Linked DNA regions of Homo sapiens: region 1 is linked to region 2. Evidence: chromatin loops called from intact Hi-C (ENCODE). Cell type or tissue: endothelial cell of umbilical vein. All regions are shown on one strand. Each heading gives the region's core, and the rest is flanking DNA. Links, peaks and the distances in the headings are about the cores only. Region 1 has its middle 61 kb from the start of TSC22D2. Region 2 has its middle 37 kb from the start of TSC22D2.

Region 1 (5,386 bases), core at 110-5,109, 98 kb before region 2:
CATTTAATAACAGTACAATCATGTGCTGCATAACAACATTTAGGTCAACTGTGGGCCGCCATCAGTAAAGTCACAGGGCAACGCTTTACTCACATGTTCGTGGTGATGCCCGATGTAAACAAACCTACTGTGCTGCCAGTCGTATAAAAGTCTAGCACATACAATTATGTATAGCACATAATACTTCATAATGATAATAACCATGTTACTGGTTTATATATTTACCATACTCTACTTTTTATCTTTTAGAGTGCAGTCCTACTTATTAAAAAAAAAAAAAAAAAAGGTAGCTGTAAGACAGCTTCAGGCAGGCCCTTTAGGAGGTATTTCAGAAGAAGGCATTGTTCTCATAGGAGATGACTGCTCCATGCATGTAATTGCCCCTAAAGACCTCTTCCAGTGGGACAAGATGTGGAGGTAGAGGGCAGTGATGTTGATGATCCTGATCCTGTGTAGGCCTAGGCTAATATGTGGGTTTGTGTCTTAATTTTCAACAAAAAAGTTTAAAAAGTTAAAAAATTTTAAAATAGAAAAAAGCTTATATAATAATATAAAGGAAGTATTTTTGTACACTTATAGAATGTGTTTGCCTTTTAAGCTAAGTGTTATTACAAAGGAGTAAAAAAGTTAAAAAAATTTCAAGTTTATAAAACTAAAAAGTTACAGTGGCTGGGCATGGTGGCTCACACCTGTATTTCCAGCACTTTGGGAGGCCTAAGGGAGAATCTCTTGAGGCCAGGAGTTCGAGACCAGCCTGGATAACAAAGGGAAACTCCCATCTCTATAAAAAATTAGCCAGGCACAGTGGCATGTGCCTGTAAGTCCCAGCTACTCGGGAGGCTGAGGTGAGAGACTGCTTGAATCCAAGAAGTGAAGGCTGCAGTGAGCCATGATCATACCACTATGCTCCAGGCTGAGTGACAGAGCAAGACCCTGTCTCAAAAAAAAAAAAAAAAAAAAAGGCCGGGCACAGTGGCTCACGCCTGTAATCCCAGCACTTTGGGAGGCTGAGGAGGGTGGATCACGAGGTCAGGAGATCGAGAACATCTTGGCTAACACGGTGAGACCCCGTCTCTACTAAAAATACAAAAAAAAATTAGCCGGGTGTGGTGGTGGCTGCCTGTAGTCCCAGCTACTCGGGAGGCTGAGGCAGGAGAATGTCGTGAACCTGGGAGGAAGAGATTGCAGTGAGCTGAGATCATGCCACTGCACTCCAGCCTGGGAGACAGAGCAAGACTCTGTCTCAAAAAAAAAAATTACAATAAGTTAAGGTTGATTTATTATTAAAGGAAAATGTTTTAAAAATAAATTTAGTGTAGCCTAAGTGTACAGTGTTTATAATGTCCACAGTAGTGCACAGTAATGCCCCCAGGCCTTCGTATTCACTCACCACTCACTCACTGACTCACCCAGAACAAATTCCAGTCCTGCAAGCTCCATTCATGGTAAGTGCCCTATACAGGTGTACCATTTTAAATCTTTTATACTGTATCCTTACTGTACCTTTTCTATGTTTAGGTACACAAATACTTACCATGTGTCACAGTATAGTATCAGTACAGTGACATGCTGTAGTTTTATAGCCTAGCAGCAATAGCTATACAATATAACCCAGGTGTGTAGTAGGCTAGATCATCCAGGTTTGTATAAGTACACTCTATAATGTTTGCACAATGACAAAATCCTAACGACACATTTCTCAGAATGTATTTCTGTCAAGCAATACATCACCGTACTAGTTACCAGGAATACAATTGTGAATAAATAAGTAGAAGTCTCTACTCTCGCAGAACTTACCCTCAAACGGGGCCCAGTTTGAAGTTTCTCAGCTGTCAAAGGGCAATGAGGGGATTCTCATTCCATTTTATACCACTCAGTTTCTGTCTCTAAGTACTGGCACCTTCTCACCCCAAGTTTCCTAGGCTCTTCACTTTAAACCCCCTATGTAGGGCCCAGAGCCTCTTCTCCTCCTCCCGCTGGACCTCCCCTCCTGGGGCTGACATTCTCCTCCTCCTCGTAGAACTCCCTTCTGGGGGATGACATTCTTGAGTATCCTGGGGTAGAAGATTGTTGTAACCTTTTTTCCCTCCCAGAGTGTGATTATCTGAGCAGAGGAAGCCTCCAGGAAAGCTGCATTACCAGATGAGTCAGCTGTCATCACAGCCATTACCTAATGCTGAACTGGGATGGGTTCAGGAAGCTGAAGTCAGTGAATATAAAACTAAGACTCACAGGTTTGGAACTCAAGGTTGCTGGAAGCAAGAGGCTGGCGGTGTTTCCACAGCTATTGCCAAGTCTCTACTTGTTCACTCTCTCCAGAGAACAGAACAGGGAGGTCTTCAAAAGTTCCATTTTAAAAGAAGCTGGTGTTTCTGAGAAGGGACTCTCCCTTTACAGTTTTTCTCAGTGAATGCTTTAGCACGAATAGACTACTCGGGGCAGGATGGAATAGGGGGAGGTGAGAAGAACAGGAGACAACGCTGGCTGGAGAATGGTAGGTAAGAGGAGTCATTAATAGGAGAGTCCCACAGACCTAGGTTCTCGTGCTGACTACCTAGGTTCTTAAGCTAATGTCCCAACACTGAAACCTCTTAGTGGGTTCCTTATGGGAAAGACCATTAAGATGATAACAAAATTGGTCTGCGTGAAGAATCAAGACACAGATACCAAAGGAAATAGAACACATCGGCACCAGAGTTGCTGATCTGTATCGCCTTGCTTAGAAGTATTGTTGCATGTTGGCCGGGCGCGGTGGCTCACGCCGGTAATCCTAGCACTTTGGGAGGCCAAGGTGGGTGGATCACCTGAGGTTAGGAGTTTGAGACCAGCCTGACCAACATGGTGAAACTCTGTCTCTACAAAAATACAAAAAATTAGCCTGGCATGGTGGCGCATGCCTGTAATCCCAGCTACCAGGGAGGCTGAGACAGGAGAATGGCTTGAACCCGGGAGGTGGAGGTTGCTGTGAGCGGAGATCGCGCCATTGCACTCTAGCCTGGGCGACAAGAGCAAAACTCCATCTCAAATAAAATAAAATAAAAAGTATTGTTGCATGTGCTAAATGTTACCTACCCCATGCAGCCTTTCTTAGTAAACTTCCTGGTTCATGGTCAGATTGTAAGGATAGTATGTCTAGTCTCTGTGTGGCAGAAAGTAAACCCAGAAAAATCCACTGCTCATTTCTGTAACTTTTCACTCTCTGAATCCGTGGGCTAACCGACCTGCTTTTCTTACCTGCAGTTGCTTCTTCTGAACTAGCCCTTTCTCTGCCCAGACATGGGCTTCCCACCCCTATTCCCTCAAGGTACTCTTCACTTAGAAGTTGCTTCCAGACTCAGCAGTAAACAGACAAATCTTCAGGTCGCCATTTCCTGTTATCAACTTTTTGGGGGCTTTTTCCTGGCTTCTCTCTACTAACACCTGAGTCATAGCATCCTAAATCAACTCACTGCATTCTCTTTTCCTTCTTCCCAGAATAAAATATCAGAGTAAGTCTTCCCTAATCATGCCTTATTTATTTTTATTCCTTTGTAGGTACTCAACTCATTATTTTGAAAACTGGGAAATAAAAGGAAAGAACTAAGTCTCTCCCTTTCTTATACAAACTGTACCACAGGGTAGCTGAATAGTTGGTAAGGGCAAGTCTCTCTTTAGAGAAGTATTTCGCTAATGAGTGAGAAGGGATAATAGAATTAATAGGCTAATGGGTCTAGGTAATGATTATCCATGCTTCCAACATCACAAAATAGAGACAGACATTATATGATGGAAGTATATACCACCACTTATGAATTAATCTTGACAAAATATAAATCTGATTAAACTTCTAGAACTAATTTAGGAAATACAGGGACAGAGGATTCTATAAGAATGCAATTAGGAAAACTCAGACTTCAGAAAAAACTATGGGGCAAATAACTGAGATTCTTGAAGAATTTCAAGATGAAAAGAGAGGTATGGGGAGCCCACATATTAAAAGAGACTTTAGAGGAATGCCAACCAATTGCAGTGTATGGACCTTATTTTGACCCACATTCAAACAAATACACCATAAGAAATTTATGATAATCAGGGAAATGTGGACATTGAGTAGATTTTTAGTAATATTAAGGAATTGTTCATTTTGAGGTGGGGTGATGGTATTTTAGTTATAATTTTTCTTTAAAAAATCCTTGTCCTTTAGAGGTATACGCTGAAATATATATGGATAAAGTCTATGATATCTTGGATTTCCTTCAAAATAATCCAGAGGATCATGGATTCTTTCTAAGTATTGGCATTCTCTCACCCCAAGTTTCCTAGGCTCTTCACTTTAAGCCCCATATGTAGGTCCCAGAGCCCTTTCTCCTCCTCCCCCTAGAATTCCGTCCTGGGGTTCACATTTTCCTCCTCCTCTTGGAACTCCCTTCTGGGGGGTGACATTCTTGAGTATCCTGGGGAGGGGAAATGAGTGGGAGTATAAATAATGCAAGATTGGCCATGAGTAGATAATTGTTTAAGCTAGGTGATAAGTACATGGGAGTTCATTATACAGTTCACTGTTGTATATGGTTGAAAAATCCACAACAAAATGATAAACAAAATTGTAAGGTAACCACTGGAAGAATGTATCTGGAATGTATAACTTCCCAACCAAAAGAGGGATCAAAAATGAATAAGAAACAACTGAATGAAAGCCAAGAAAAGGGAAAAAGGGTGTGTGTGTGGCAAGGCAGTGGCCGGTGCGGGGGTGGGGTGTCTAGAAAGCATTTTAAGGAGAAAACATGAAATAAGATGGCAGAAATACATCCAAATATGCCACTGATGAAATAGACATGGATTAAATTTTTCTATCAAAAGACAGATTGGGTTAAGAAATTAAAAATTCAAGCCAGAAACAGTGGTGGATACCTGTAGTCCCAGCTACTTGGGAGACTGAGGTGGGAGGATTGTTTGAGCCTAGGAGTTCAAAGCCAGCCTGGGCAACATAGCAAGACTTCATCTCTATAAAAGAAAAAAATTGGGAACACTTATTCTATTTCATGGAATGAAGTGTTGCCTGGTTCAGAAAAGAAAATTCAACTATATACTTTTTATAAGGGAAACTCTTTATAAAAAAAAAGTGAAGTTAGAAAATGAAGAGATAGAAAACTACTAGAGTAATGAAATGATCATAAAGAGAAATTAGGAGTAAAGCAGTTCAATAAGATATGGGATAGAATTAGCAACAAAGTGATCATCAATGACCTTGACAAGAACAGTTTCAGTGGCACAATGGGAGCTAAAGCCAGACTGCGTTTGTGATAAGCTGTACGTGGAAGAGGAAAAAGTGGAAAGGAAGAGGAAGGAGCTGAAAAAGCAAGTGAAGGGAACATATTTTCAGTTAGGGGAGGTGGTCTACTCATTT
Region 2 (5,386 bases), core at 131-5,130:
GAAGCATAATAGCCTAATCTCGCACAGAATTGATGTCCAATGCTAATATCAGTGCTGAAAGTAAACAAAGTCCAATTGTATCTCCTGTGAAACTGGAAGTTTTGTATACCCTCAATCAGCGATAGAGAGCACCAGAGTAACTTACTTTCAGATATTAGGAGACCTCAAATTACCTATTATTTTACAAGCCTGGCTGAGAGAAATAATCAGAGAATACTAAGTGACACGCCACTTACCTACTCTTCTAGGGTACTCTTAAGTTCTATCCTTGAATCAAATAAGGTATATAGGCTATAATGTGCTTAGACATCTTGATTTCACTGACCTGAGGATCCCTGCAAGAAGCAGGTATGTGAAATTCACTCCTACGTTTACTGTAGAAATGCTATCGAGGGTAGCTCTACCACACCACTTAATGCCCCCAATATTAAACTCTTTGAATTTGTTTTAGATTTCAGTACCAGGAAAACATGTCTTGCTGAGAAACATATATGCTTCTTCCTTCATCATCATAGCAACAATTTTAATGATTGTGATTTCTAACCTCTTCTTCCCCAGCCAGGAAGCTGAGAGCCAAATTTGAAGCCAAATCAAAAAAATTATGTTAATTCTTAATATTAGCATCTTCTCATGTTACTCTTCCCTGGTATTGTTTTCTGTTTTCCTTTTATTACCCTCATTGTTACATTTGTATATAAAGGACGATTCTTCCTTATTTCTTTTCTCTCAATTTAGAAAGTGAAAGCAAGCATCTTTTTTGTTAAAGAAATGTAGCATTTTCGTTAGAAATTTCATTTCACTAGAAATGAAAATACTGTTTCACCACCTGATTATTTTGTTCATCTCAATTTGTGTAATCATATAGGATTTTTGTCTTGGCCCTTGAAATTTAGAAAGTACAGCTAGCTGCAGCACTCTTTTTAATCTTGGCTGCCCGTTAGTGAACCCTTTTGACCTAATGACTGACCTCTTTTCAGTTGAGAGAATTTTTCTTCTATTATTTCTTTGATGATGATTGCTTCCCCTTCATCTCATCTATTCACTCATGAAGATAATTATTTCTTAGAAATAAACACTTTTAAGGTGGCCAATTCACCTGATTTGCTTGTAACTTTCCCAGTTTTAGCACAAACCGGATGGTTGGTCACCCTACACTTGGCTAAGCTATTGAATCTCTGAGTATAGTGGTTTTCAAACTCTTCATCATGAGAATAGAGTTTTATATATTTTTAAATCTCCAATCCATTGTGGACTGATATTTTTGAAAATACAATAAAAATAAATACAACAAAAATGAGATAAAAAATATAAAAGACAAACCCAATTTTAAAAATTATTAGATTCAACAGAATTACAGTTACTCTGTCAAATTGCTCTGAAAATTTTAAATGAGGACTCTCAGTTTCTATTGGTTGCTTGTAAAATCTGCAGTCACCTAGTGGACAAAACTTTGAATAGTCCCACTCTAGGATTTCTCTAATCTGCTCTGATAATCCCTTGCATCTTCTCCACCCCACATTCCGTTCTCTGCAGCCTGGGCTAAATGCCTTTTTTGTGTTTACATACCCCATTACAGTAAGCTGTGTACTTCCTGAGGGGCAGTGATGAAGTCTTATTTATCTTTCTATGCCCAGCACTCAGCACACTGCCAGGCAAGAAGTTTGTTAGGCTGTTGTATTTATTCAATCTTTGTTGAGGCTAGAAGAAATTACAACCAAGTTTTAGTTATGGTTGTTTTGGGAAGGATGGGACTGTGGGGGCTTTGCTTATTTTTGTACTTTTCAGTGTTTTCTAAGTTTTTCTAACACATGTGTTAAAAATGGGAAGATTTAAGGATTATTCTAACAATCGATATTGTAGAATAAGTGACATCTACCTCATCATGGCTTGTGGTCAGTAAAAAGTCCCCTTTCACAGTGTAGTTGACTTGTAGGACAGAGCCCAGTTTGTGTGAGAAAAAGAAAACAATACTAAACAATCCTTGTCATCATTGAGGAACAGGATCCTACTCTCATCCTATTTCGATTAGGAAAGTCATCAAGAGATTAAAATTACTAATTTTGGAAGACAATCAGGAAATTTTGTACAAAATTCCTCCTAAATATAGAGGATAGAAAGTGTTTCCTTTTCACACTGGGTCCCTTTTCAAGTGGCCTGTGATATTGTGAAGTTTGATAACTACCTTGTTTGTATTACTCAGATGCTGGAATAACTGGATGGGATCATTTAAACTATGAGTGATGGGGTCCTGACTTCCCTACCCAAAGAATAGTACTATTTGAACTGGCAGTTAATCACAGCTTTTTTAAAAGTGACTTATCTCTAATGTACAATATGACTAATTTAGCAGCTAAGCAATTTCATTGTGATCTTGGTGTCCGTGGAATTCCTGTCACCTATCCAACAGTTAAGTCATATTGCATAACTGTGGGGTGACATCACCATGCTACAAGATTATTGGCTGGAGACAAGAAAAAAAAGTTTCCTGGACTGTAAGCCTTTCCGGTATCTGAACGAACGACTTGTGCTGTTACTGCAGTACAGCCAGAGAGAAAAGTAAAAAGGGATTTATAGTGGCTGGCTTTTGGTGTGTCACTGGAAATCACAGTCTGTAGCACACGAGGAGATTCTCCAATGTGCCTAATTATGAGATCTCTTCCCTTTGTGTCATATTCCACAGTATCGGTCATTAAGATGTGGGGTGAGACAGCCGAGACAATGGCATTCTCTTGTAATTAGAGCATTTTATTTTTCTAAGAACTTTATAGTCTTCCCTTTAGAAGCAATACTTTAAAAAAATGCAGTCCACCATCTGCTATACACATAGAAACTGAAGAGATGGTCAGCGGGGACCCAGCTGAAAACCTTTTATGGCTGAAAGCCCGTTTATTTCCCAGGGAACTGGTATACAGGTTAATCACCACATAATACATACATTTGATTTAATTGTATAAGATATCAAACTTTAAAACTACCCACAGAAATGCCTAAATCCTGGAGCAATAGCTGATTGAAATTTGGGAATATAATGGCTAACCTTTATTGTTTACTATTTATTGTTTACCATCACTGTTCTGGCTAAAATTTATTGTTTACTATTTATTGTTTATTATCAGGTTCGAAGTAATTTACATATATTAATTCATTAAATCCTATGAAGGCAATACTATTATTATTCCCAGGTTAAGGATGAGGGAATGGAGACTGTGAGATCACAAAACTGGAAAGGAGTAGAACCAGGATGTGAATCCAAGTGGTTCAGCACCACAGCACACAGTCTTAACTGTTGCCTTGCACTGTATATTTTGTAATAATAATAACAACAACAATTATTACTACTCCTGCTGTTGATACTACCACTGCTACTTCCATCTACTAAATGCTTTTTATCTGACAGACTCTGAATTATAACCATCATATCTCTTCATCAACTCTACGAGATAGAAACTGTGCCATTATTATCCCCACTTGATAGATTAGGAAAATGAGACACATAGAAAATCAGTCACACAGACAGTAGGTAACAAAGCAAGGATTCAACCTCTGTCTAGATCCAGACTCCATGCTTTTAACCACCATACTACACTGCTTTTCAATAGCTGCCATTTATTGAGTACCAACTAATGTGTAATCCTAACAAATATCCTGCATTGTAGGTATTATTAGTCCTAATTTACAGATGAGAGAATGGAGGTCCCAAGAAATCAGGTAACTTGCCAGTTTCTAAGCAGCAGAGCCAGAATTCTTCCAACTTCATTGAACACCATTATAACACAATACCTCTAAAAATTCGAAACAATTCTGATGCAGGATGACAGAATGTAAGTCAGGTAAAGGGCTGGTATCTCAGGAGTCACTTAGTGCAAAGAGTGATATCTTGGTCTGGGCATCCCCAAGGGTGGGGCCTGGTAAAAAGATGCTGGAAGTGTCTTACACGTCAGCAGTCACTGAGGGGTGGTGCTCTGATGGAGGGGCAGTCTTCCTTGAGTGCACCCTGTTCATCTGTGAATTCTGGATGATCCCCTGAGTGTGGGCAGATTCCTCTCTCTCCCGTCAATTCTCTTTCTCTTTTCATTCCCCTTGATATTTCCAAAACGGCACTCCTCTGCCCTCCTTCGTTTAGTAAGGAGTCTTGCACATGCTCAGTTCTCTTGCCTTGTAAGGGTTTTCTCCCCACCCCCAAGCCTCCTCTCCTTTTCTAGCACATATTCAGCCCTCTGGAATGTGGCCACCCATAAGCATGACACACATTTTCAAAGGGCTTTAGAAATGCATGTGATTAGTGAATTAAATTTTGTTAAAGGGGAAGTGTATCAATACTGCACATATGTAACCTGTTAATTTCACAGTATGGGCATCCTGCCTTCAAAAATATAATAATTTTAAAAATCGGAAATCACAATAAAAAGCAAAACAAACAAAGACTGAAAAACAGTTTGAATATTGCAAGAAAATTTACCCCAGAGTTTTTAAGTATAAAGAGCCTCTGTGGTTTATTTAAATTCTTATTCTATTAAAGGAAATCAAATGTATTCATTTATTCCTGGGGACACAGAGAATAAAAATATGTATGACACATCCAGCATGTACCTAAATACTTAAAAAGTGAAGTCAAGGCCAGGTGCAGTGGCTCATGCTTGTAATCCCAGCACTTTGGGAGGCCAAGGTGGGCAGATCACCTGAGGTCAGGAGTTCGAGACCAGCCTGACCAACATGGAGAAACCCTGTCTCTACTAAAAAAAATATGTAAAATTAGCTGGGTGTGGTGGCACATGCCTGTAATCTCAGCTACTTGGGAGACTGAGGCAGGAGAATCGCTTGAACCCGAGAGGCAGAGGTTGCAGTGAGCCGAGATCACACCATTGCACTCCAGCCTGGGCAACAAGAGGGAAACTCCGTCTCAAAAAAAAGAAAAAAAAAAAAGTCAAATGTCCTAAGAGTGAAACAAATGGTAAAATAGGGTTGTTCTAATAAGGAAACAAATCCCCTGAAGCAAATGATCAGGGAATCTTCTTGAAGGAGGAGAGACTTGGCTGGAACTAACAGAACTGGTAGAACAACAAGAGGTTGATATTAGAAGTTAAGGAAAGGACAGCCCATACAGGGAACTAGTGTGAGACAAAAAGACAAGAATAAGGGATGAGGCCATGAATCCTCCTTGAGGGTAAATAGCTATTAAGTAATATAGAATATTTTATAAAAATATGACGGGATGGTCAGTTATTTGTTTGCTTTTATAGCAGAGAATAGGAAGTAGTGGAAATGTGTCTCATCTTAAAATTAGAAAGGGGAAAAGCTTAACATATTGATGTGCTATGAGTTGGCCATTCCCTGGACCCATGCATCTCCCTTTAATGAAGATAGAAGTAGACTCAGCATTATAAGC

Evidence for each region. Peaks named below come from ENCODE experiments on the same cell type or tissue, not always from the same donor. Only the 100,000 strongest peaks of a DNase experiment are listed, where the experiment ranks them.
Region 1: a loop joins it to region 2, with 8 times the contacts of the local background. A loop is called at or near these places in 2 of 110 quality-filtered maps.

What each region holds. Positions count from the first base shown.
Region 1 is chr3:150,466,601-150,471,986 of GRCh38, reverse strand. No RefSeq gene overlaps it. Among named protein-coding and RNA genes, the nearest start is that of TSC22D2, 61 kb to the right of the region's middle. RefSeq lists an enhancer at 2,259-2,759. In endothelial cell of umbilical vein, for the core only: no CTCF peak of the experiment used is centred there; a DNase peak (open chromatin) is centred at 2,186; H3K27ac peaks cover 1,826 bases.
Region 2 is chr3:150,369,044-150,374,429 of GRCh38, reverse strand. No RefSeq gene overlaps it. Among named protein-coding and RNA genes, the nearest start is that of TSC22D2, 37 kb to the left of the region's middle. RefSeq lists enhancers at 2,274-2,568, 3,527-4,395. In endothelial cell of umbilical vein, for the core only: no CTCF peak of the experiment used is centred there; DNase peaks (open chromatin) are centred at 1,589, 2,419 and 4,169; H3K4me3 peaks cover 691 bases; H3K27ac peaks cover 3,677 bases.